Regions from separate parts of the Homo sapiens genome. Here region 2 is linked to region 1. A link is an interaction called in ENCODE POLR2A ChIA-PET data of the cell type or tissue named here. Cell type or tissue: OCI-LY7. All regions are shown on one strand.

Region 1 (5,000 bases):
TGCCCTACTGGGGCTCGGGTGATTCTCCCATCTCAGCCTCCCTAGTAGCTAGTGCCATAGGCACACATCACCACACATGGCTAAATTTTGTATTTTTTGTAGAGACAGGATTTCGCCATGTTGCCTAGGCTGGTCTGGAACTCCTGGGCTCAAGTGATCCACCTGCCTTCGCCTCCCAAAGTGCTGAGATTAAGGCGTGAGCCACTGCACCTGGCCTACTTGACCTCTTTATGACATTTGAAATTATTGAACAGTGTCTCCTCCAACTCTCTGCTGGGCTTCTATGGCCACTTTCTCTTCTGTCTTCTTTCTGTTTCTCTAGGTCTTGCTTCCTAGTCTTCATTTCATGAAGACTTTTTCTCTACTTGACCTCTAAATATCTATTGTACTAAAAGCTTGCATCTTGTCTCCTGCCATTCACTCTCTTCACACACTCTTTGGATAACGCATAATTCTAACTACTATTTATGTCTACCAAGTGACCAAATGTCTATCAAAGCTAGTGCTCTCCTCTGATCACCAGACCTGTGCGCTGACTTGCCTACTTCTTGATGTCTCTACATTGATGTCACTCAGGTACCTCAAACTCAACATGTCCCACCTGAAATTTTCATCTTTTTCTTCAAATGTTCTTATGGTGGATTGAAAATGGCTGTGTATTCTTTGCCACTCTACCCATCAAGAGATGGAAGGCTATTTCTGTTCCCATTGAATCTGGGCTGGCCTGTGACAGGCTTTGAAAAATGGCAGACTGTGTAACTTTTGAGGCCAGGCATTAAGAGATGTATAGTTTCCATCTTCACCTCTTGGAGTCTTCCTTCTTCAAACAGATGCCACGTTGTGGGGAAACCCGAGCAGCTATGTGGAGAGGCCTTCATAAGGAGAATGGGGCCCACTGGCTAACAGTCATAACTCAGCTCCCAATGGCAGTGGCACTGCCTGCCAGCCCTGTGAAGGAGGATATTTTTCAGCTGTACTCAAACTGTCCCAGCCAGTGCTACATGAAAGAGTCAGGCCATCCCTGCAGGGTCATAAATAAATATAGGTTGTTGTTTTTAAGCTTCCAAGTTTGTTTGTTTGTTTGTTTGTTTTTTGTTTTTTGCTTTTTTTTATAGAGACAGGGTCTCGCTATGTTGCCCAAGCTAATCTTGAGCTCCTGGGCTCAAGCAATCCTCCCACCTTGGCCTCCCAAAGTGCTGGCATTATAGGCCTGGGCCACCATACCCAGCCTGGGGTGGCTTGTTGTGCAGTAATAGATAACAAGACATTTCTTCTCCTCCTCCTCCTGAATTCTCTATCTCAAAAAATAGTGCTACTGTTCTAAGTGCCCAGGTGAGAAGCTGGAGATACCTTAAATTCTTCCTTCACTGACATATCAGATCTTATAGAGTCTCATTTCTAACTGTTACTCATACCCAGCATCCTTTTCCATTCCCACCCACTGTTACTGCCTAATCATTTCCCTCCTAGTTAAAAGCTTAACAGGTCTCTCTGTCACTTGGACCCTTTCCATACCATTCTTCCAAAATAAACAAAATAAACTTTCTAAAATACAAAAAAAACCTCTGCATGTCACTTGTCTGTTTAAGGTCCTTTAATGATGCTGGGTGTGGTGGCTCACGCCTTAATCCCAGCACTTTGGGAGGCTGAGGCAGGCGGATCATTTGAGGCCAGAAGTTCAAGACCAGCCTGGACAACATGGTGAAAACCTGTCTCTACTAGAAATACAAAAATTAGCTGGGCGTGATGGTGGGCGCCTGTAATCCCAGCTACTCGGGAGGCTGAGGCAGGAGAACTGCTTGAACCGGGAGGCAGAGGTTGCAGTGAGCGGAGATCGTGCCACTGCATTCCAGCCTGGGTGACAGAGCAAGACTCCATCTCAAAAAAAAAAAAAAAAAAAAAAAAGAAGGGGGTACATGGGGTACATAAATAAGACCCTCTCTACATCCAAAGATATCGTGGGATTTGATGCACCTTGTTGTCCCAATGAGAAGTCTGACCCCTCTTACCTGTGATTCTACCCTCCCATCCACCCAGTTTCTCTGTATCTGCAGGTGAACCAGCTTCTTTGTATCTGCAGGTGAAACCTAGCTCAGCAGGTTACAAGCCCATAGTCCTAGAAACACCTGCAATGAGACCAAGAAAGAATTAGCAGTGACCATGGCCATCAGACTGAGAGACCATTCACTCATTCATTGGTTCATTGATTCATTCAGCAAATATGTTTTCAATGTTTACCATGAGCTGGGCCCAGGGATAGGGACTGGGGCTACAATGGTGAACATGACACAGTCTTACCATCAAGAAGCTTCCAGCCTAGGGGCAGAGGAAGCCAACTTCAAAGCAGGCTGGGAAGGTAAGGCTGTCCTCCCTATACTCCCAGAACCCACGACACACTCTCTGTGGCTCAGGCCACCCTTGTAAGAGCTCTGTCTACACCCTGATGCTTCCACCAGAGTATCTACTGCTGTTCACCTTCCAGGTACAGCTCAATCATTTCACTATCATGCAGGACTTGTGGTTCCCTGGTTAGGTGGAATGAAAGAGAATTAAGAGATAGCTAAGGCCCTCATCCAGCCACGCAACTCTTTTGGAGGACACTAGAGGTCTTTGCTAAGTTTTCTGTGTTTTATAACCTTCTTCATTCTTATTTGTATTCTCTTTAGGTTCTCTGGTCACGGGATTATTCCCTTCCTCTTGCTGACCTAAAAAATAATCAACTTTCTGGAAATTTAGGGGACTCAGCCAATGCTGTTGTGATTCTCCTTCTTTAGCTTTCAGTTACAGAATGACATGTGACCTCCTTGCAAGGTTGCTATCAGCCCCGTTGTACAAAATAATATGTCCTTGGTCAAAATTTACATTTTGTGCCTCTTATTAAAGATCTGTCTGTTTGCCTGCGTCATCTCTAAAGGCCTAGCCCATCTGCAATGCCACCTCCTGAATGGGACACAGCTGTTTAACTGAACTGATTTATTCTTAGGACTAAGAGACTGATTCAAGAAGACACGGAATGATATATTTAAATTTGCCCGTTTTTGCTTATCCCAATTTGTTTTTTTCCACTCCTTTGCCTATCTTTATCTCTGCAGCCTATCACCCAAATCTCTGCAAAGCTATCAATTTAGCTTTTCAGATGTGAAACTTTTTCAAGTTTCAAAGTGAGGACTGAAGGAAATAAAAATATTTCACCCCGAAATATACTTCTTTGGCATATTTTGAGGTGGCTGTTCAGAGAGCCAATGAATAGAAGTCACCCTGCAGAACTGTCTTTTGTGGGGGAGATTTGCATCTGCAGAGAATCTGCACTGATGCAGGCAGAAGAGGGCTTTCTCTGAGGCCTTCTCTTGTCCGATTGAGGAAAGATTAACTGAGACTCTGACATTTTAAAGATCTGAAAGAAATATTTGCCATCTACAGGCAGGGCTGAGAGAGCCCCAGTGGGAGTGGGCCCTCCATGTCAGACTAAGGAACTTGGACTTGGCCTAAAGGGAAGTCCTTAGAGACTTATAAGCAGAAGAATGATGCAGACATGTTCGGATATTAAAAAGAACACCTGGCTGGGCACGGTGGCTCACGCCTGTAATCCCAGCACTTTGGGAGGCCGAGGCGGGTGGATCACAAGGTCAGGCATTCGAGACCAGCTTGGCCAACATAGTGAAATCCTGTCTCTACTAAAAATACAAAAAATTAACGGGCTGTGATGGCAGGTGCCTGTAATCCCAGCTACTTGGGAGGCTGAGGTAGGAGAATCACTTGAATCTGGGAGGCAGAGGTTGCAGTGAGCTGAGATTGCACCACTGCACTCCAGCCCGAGTGACAGTGTGAGACTCCGTCTCAAAACAAACAAACAAAAAAGGCCAGGCGCCGCTCACGCCTGTAATCCCAGCACTTTGGGAGGCCGAGGTGGGCAGGTCACAAGGTCAGGAGATCGAGATCATCCTGGCTAACATGGTGAAACCCCGTCTCTACTAAAAATACAAAAAATTAGCCGGGTGTGGTGGTGGGTGCCTGTAGTCCCAGCTACTCGGGAGGCTGAGACAGGAGAATGGCGTGAACCTGGGAGGCGGAGCTTGCAGTGAGCTGAGATCGCGCCACTGCACTCCAGTCTGGGCGACAGAGCGAGACCCCCATCTCAAAAAAAAAAAAAAAAAAAAAAAAAACACCCTGAAATGGGTAGGAAATATTAGAGGTCTCAAGACTAAAAGCAAGAACTAGTTAGAGCATTGGAGAAAATCAGTTCGGGAGTGATGAAGGCCTGAAGTAGGCAGAAGCAGTGGGATTGGAAAGAAGGGACAGTCAGGAAATGAAAGTCGTGGTGATAGATTCCAAACTCAGTTTCATAAGTGGCCTCTGAGATCAGTCTGTGGTGGCTATTTGGTGTGCAATCAGCAAAAAAGAGTTTAGGGCCCAGTCTAGGCTCAGTTGAAAAGAATGATGGGCTGAGCATGGTGGCTCACGCCTGTAATCCCAGCACTTTGGGAGGCCAAGGTGGGCGCAGATGACTTGAGGTCAGAAGTTTGAGACCAGCCTGGCTAGCACCGTGAAACCCCATCTCTACTAAAAATACAAAAAAAAAAAAAAAAAAAATTAGCCAAACGTGGTTGGTGCTTGCCAGCTACTCCGGAGGCTGAGGCATGAGAATCACTTGAACCCAGAAGGTGGAGGCTGCAGTGAGCTGAGATCACACAACTGCACTCCAGCCTGGGCAACAGAACAAGACTCTGTCTCAAACAAACAAACAAAAAAAGAATGATGGATTAGTGATGTCTGCTATAGACACAGAATGGGGGAATATTGGCTCATGACTGGTATTTACTATTCCCATTCTCTGGTAGAAGAAGCATTAAAATGAACTGTGTATCAACAAGTGCATACTGTGTGAGTCCATGAAGATCTAGAACAGATGAAAGTAATTCATGCTGATAGAAGGCAGAATAGTGGTTTCCTGGGGGTGGGCAGGTGGGTAGGTTACTCAATGAGAAGGAGTAGGAGAGAGA
Region 2 (5,000 bases), 230 kb after region 1:
CAACCCTGAGGAGATCGGTATTATTATCCCCATTTTACAGTTGAGGAAACATGCTCAAAATTTAATCAACGGGTTCAAATTCACACACCAGAACAGGATCTGCTCTGGGAAATGTTAGATTTTGCAACGGAAAAGAAGAAAAAGTTTTTTCTAACTGGATCACAGCATACTATGTTGTTTATATTTAGATTAACTAGACTTTGTTTTATTCCATTTATCTGTAGTTTTGGGAAGTACTGTACATTTGGAAAGATGTCATTTCAAGTAATTTTTCTACCCAGGCTGTCCATTTACAATTACCTGGTCACCTTTGAATCACTTTCACCAAAATCAGAGAAGGTGGCTAGATAGCAAGTTGTGATATGCCACTGATTTTTTTTTCTCCCTTTTCAAGTTAAGTGGCTCCTGTAAGAATGGCCATGCAACCTTGGATTTATTCAGAGAATGCTCTAACCACATACACTACATCAAAAAGTATAGTCTCAGAATTTGACAGATGACAATAAAAATTTCCAATTAAACTATGTATTATAAATTGTTCAATTTTTGGCAGAGTGGATCTTATTGAAGGCACCATAATGATAAGGTAGGATTTAGTTACATACTTTAATTACATACATACTTTGTTTTCTCAAGCAAATGTGTAACAATGGTGTGATCTAGCTACAAAATATTTCCTTAAGATTTTTGTTGGCATGTCAGTGCTAACAATTAGGAATTAAGTGTTTTAAATTTAATCTGAAATTAGTGGTTTAAATACAATGATAAATGGTTTTCATGGTTGTCAGCCTTCATTTAATGTTATATTAAACCTCTTGAGTATGTTATACCACTACTTTGTTATTTAACTGATGGATCTGAAAACCCATAAAGATGCAGTATTTGTCTTACAAATAGCAAATGTATAGTCTTTGATTTGATCATTTAATGTACCCTTTTTTACACAGCCATTTGGCTTTAATCCTGTAACAGGTTATTGTCACTTGTCTTTTCTTTATCTACCAAAATGCCTTCAGTCATTTCATGAATAAATCAATGGAGGGAAGAGAGAAATATGAGTTATCCCAAAGATATATTAATGGCATTATTCCAATATAAATGGAATGAGGAAAAGAAGAATTATGCATTAGTAATGATGTTTTTCATTGCAGAGCAATTTCTACCTCGCAAAGGATTTTCATACAGATCCTCTTTCTTCATACTTAGCATTATATAGCTGAGGAAATTATAGTATTAAGTGACTTGTCTGAAGCCACACAGCAAGCATCAGATCTGGAATTAGAAAGCAAGTCTTCTCATGACCAGCCATTGTTCTTTTATAGTTTACCTTATAGATGGCATGAAAGTGACTTTTTTGTGGAATAGTTATTACAACTTCTCACCCCCCAATGTATCTACTTGTGAAAATAATGGGTTTTTTGTTTTGTTTTGTTTTGTTTTGTTTTGTTTTTTGAGACGAGTCTCGCTCTGTCGCCCAGGCTGGAGTGCAGTGGCGCGATCTCGGCTCACTGCAATCTCTGCCTCCCGGGTTCAAGCAATTCTCCTGCCTCAGCCTCCTGAGTAGCTGGGATTACAGGCGCCCACCACCACGCCCAGCTAATTTTTGTATTTTTAGTAGAGACGGGGTTTCACCATGTTGGTCAGGCTGGTCTCGAACCCCTGACCTCATGATCCGCCCGCCTCGGCCTCCCAAAGTGCTGGGATTACAGGCATGAGCTACCACACCCGGCCTGACTTACATGTTAAGGTGTCCAAATTGATTGAGATGTTCTTCTATCATAATTTATAGAATCTCTTCTACCATAATTTACTTCTTAACTGATGACCTTGGAGAATGAGCAGAATAACAGATGAGAAAGGGCTCAGGGAGAAAGAGAAATGTATATGCTCTCACTGGGCATGGTAGCTCATGCTTGTAGTCTCAGCACTTTGGAGGCCCAGGCAAGAGGATTGCTTGAGTTTAGAAGTTTGAGACCAGCCTGGGCAACATAGCAAGACCTCGTCTCTACTAAACATAAAAAAAAAAAAAAAAAAAAAAAAAAAAAAAAAAAAAAAAAAAAAAAAAAAAAAAGCTGAACATGGTGGCACGCCTGTAGTCCCAGCTACTTGAGAGGTTGAGATGGGAGGATCGCTTGAGCCTGGGAGATCAAGGCTGCAGTGAGCTAAGATTGCACCATTGCACTCCAGCTGGGTGGCAGAGTGAGACCCTATCTCTAAAAAAAAAATGTAAAAAAGAGACCGAGATGTATGTGTTCTCTACACTACTCATTATAAGGATGCAGGTGGGGATCAACTGGTTTATAAACAAGGTTTTACTTCCTCTTCCTGATCTGAACTGTATCATCATTTCCTCTATCTTTATTTGATGTGAAATGTATTGATGGTCATATATCAATTTCTTCTGTAGACTCAGTGATACAGGAAGTGTCCTGGTAAGCACTGGCACCCAAAACAGTAAAGATAAAAGCTTTAGTCTGAATTTTGCAGTTGGGAAAGTTGAAGTTGAGGGTGAAATGACTGAGCCACAGTGGGTTACTTAGCTTCCTGATACCAAGGCAGAGCTGTTTCCTCCAGGATTTGGTGACTTAGTAACCTCCTCCTGTTACTAGAAATTTCTCCTTTAGAGAAAACCAAAATTTGCTTCATTGTGATATTTACCCTCTGGGCCTATGTTTGCCCTCCAAGTCTGCATTGAACAAACGACTTTCTCCTTGTCTCCCCTGCATATGTCTTATGCAGCTTAGGGTCAGAAGTGGATTTGATTTCTGAGGAAACATCACCAACCAAGAATCTTTTTGTTTTTCCAGATAGAGGGTTTTGCTCTGTCACCCAGGCTGCAGTGCAGTGGTACCATCACAGCTCACTGTAGCCTCACACTCCTGGGCTCAAGTGATCTTCCCACCCCAGCCTCCTGAGTGTCTGGGATTACACGGGAGCCCCACCATGCCCTGCTATTTTGTTTTTAAATTTTTGTAGAGATGGGGTCTTGTTAGGTTGCCCTGGCTAATCTTGAACTCCTGCCTCAAGCGATCCTCCCTCCCCAGCCTCCCAAAGTGCTGGGATTACAGGTGTGAGCCACTGCACCTGGCTGTCCAAGGGACTTCTAAACAAAGCTTATTTTTGTTATAATAAAAACAAATGAAGATTAAGCAATCTAAAGACAAAGCCTCCTGAGTAGCTAGGACCACAGTGGCCCATCACCATGCCCAGCTAATTTTTGAATTTTTTGTAGGAACAGAGTTTCTCCATGTTGCTCAGGCTGGTCTGCAGCTCCTGGGCTCAAGCGATCCTCCTGCCTCAACCTCCCAAAGTGCTGTGATTACATATATGAGCCACTGTGCCTGGGCTAGTACATTGTGTTTTATCTCACTCTCTCATCTCAGAGGGAGGCTGAGGTAATTTATGCATATACACATGCACACACCCCATTTGTTGGACATCTACAATGTTCCTAATCCTTACAAGTTAGATTTTATTATCCCCATTTTACAGATGAGGAATCTGTGGTTAGATAACTCTTTAAAATCACTCAGCTAGAAAGTGGCTACAGTGGCATTAGAACTAAAAATTCCCATGGGATGAATGCCTTGGCTTTAAGTCCTTGCTCTTTTCACTGTAATATGCTGCGTGTCTGATCACATGGAATATTTGTGGTAAAGGTAAGAAACTTCAGAAGGCCACAGAACTAGTTTTGGAGCTGGAATCAGTTTTATGTTGTCTTGATTTTGTTCCTATTTGCTTGTGTAGTTTGCTAGATGTTACTTGCTTGAAAAGAAGTATCAATTGGGCTCATTTTTCCCCAAGTCCTTACAAACAGTGGTGCCTGTTTGATGCTTTGATTTAAAAAGAAATTGATAGTACCTTTAAGACTGTATGGATGGCAAGCTACTCCAAGGCTGGACTACATCTCTAGTTTCCTGAAAATGATTCCTCTCTAGGATTTACAGTTTGCTGGCTTTTAAGACATAATAGAAAACACAATTCTCTCCTTAAGCCCTGCAAGTCCTTGGCCGGGCGCAGAAGCTCACACCTGTAATCCCAGCACTTTGGGAGGCCAGGGCGGGGGGATCATGAGGTCAGGAGTTCAAGACCAGCCTGGCCAACATGGTGAAACCTCGTCTCTACTAAAAATACAAAAATTAGCCTGGCATGGTGGTGTGCGCCTGTAATCCCAGCTACTCAGGAGGCTGAAGCAGGACAATCGCTTGAACCCGGAAGTTGCAGTGAGCCAAGATTGCTTCATTGCACTCAAGCCTGGGTGACAGAGTGAGACGAGACTCTGGCTCAAAAAAAAAAAAAAAAAAAAAAAAAAAAAAAAAAAAAAAAAAAAAGCCTTGCAAGTCCTGAGGGGGCCCAGTGCTAAGACAAACGGATATGGTCATTTTCCCAAAAGGTTAAGGAGAATAGTTAGGTACAAGAATACCACACACCATCCTCAAACGGACAGAATTTTTGCCAGATACTGTTAATAAGTCAGATTTAATTGATAGATGGGTAAGATCTGAAATAACAGTCAGTCAAAAACAAGGCCTTTATTCTTCAAATCATTCTAAACTCCAAACTTCCCCCAAATGGCTTGAGATCACATTAAAGCCCAAACCTTCCATTTCTAAAGGAACAGAAATACATCGCAGTTCCCCGAATTCTCTTTCCCTTCAGCGTTGCCTGTCTACTCAGTTTAGACTGTTCTGAACTATCAGGCTCCGGGGTGGTGGCAGGCTCTGCTCACCCCAAGCTTTCCATTTTGATCAGTTTAATTCCCTAGGAGCCGACGACTGCCATCGGAAGGAAGAGAAATTGTGAGCTCGCGCTGGGCTGCCGGGGAGGGGAGGGCTGGCCAGTGAGGACTCCTATCTCTGGGGCTGGTCACCCAGCCTCAAACAAATCTGCATCACCCTGGGGGGTCTCACCCCTTTTTCTATGTCAATGATCCCCATTTGTCCCAAGTGCTTGGGGTTTCAGGTCCTGGTGAGCCATTCTCATTTATCTTCCTTTTGTTT

Evidence for each region. ChIA-PET counts read pairs that join two places held together with the same protein. Peaks named below come from ENCODE experiments on the same cell type or tissue, not always from the same donor. Only the 100,000 strongest peaks of a DNase experiment are listed, where the experiment ranks them.
Region 2: POLR2A ChIA-PET joins it to region 1 with 14 read pairs; 1 of 35 experiments calls an interaction of 5 or more read pairs at or near these places.

What each region holds. Positions count from the first base shown.
Region 1 is chr12:95,340,767-95,345,766 of GRCh38, forward strand. It overlaps LOC105369917 (a long non-coding RNA gene), which reads right to left. Exons shown (of 11, transcript XR_001749265.1): 9 at 2,010-2,126. Among named protein-coding and RNA genes, the nearest start is that of MIR3685, 33 kb to the left of the region's middle. In OCI-LY7, CTCF peaks have their summits at 2,614 and 2,820; DNase peaks (open chromatin) are centred at 2,365, 2,567, 2,925 and 3,285; H3K4me3 peaks cover 1,744 bases; H3K27ac peaks cover 5,000 bases.
Region 2 is chr12:95,569,263-95,574,262 of GRCh38, forward strand. No RefSeq gene overlaps it. Among named protein-coding and RNA genes, the nearest start is that of USP44, 20 kb to the left of the region's middle. RefSeq lists an enhancer at 4,863-4,992. In OCI-LY7, no CTCF peak of the experiment used is centred here; DNase peaks (open chromatin) are centred at 2,259 and 4,243; H3K4me3 peaks cover 1,445 bases; H3K27ac peaks cover 3,250 bases.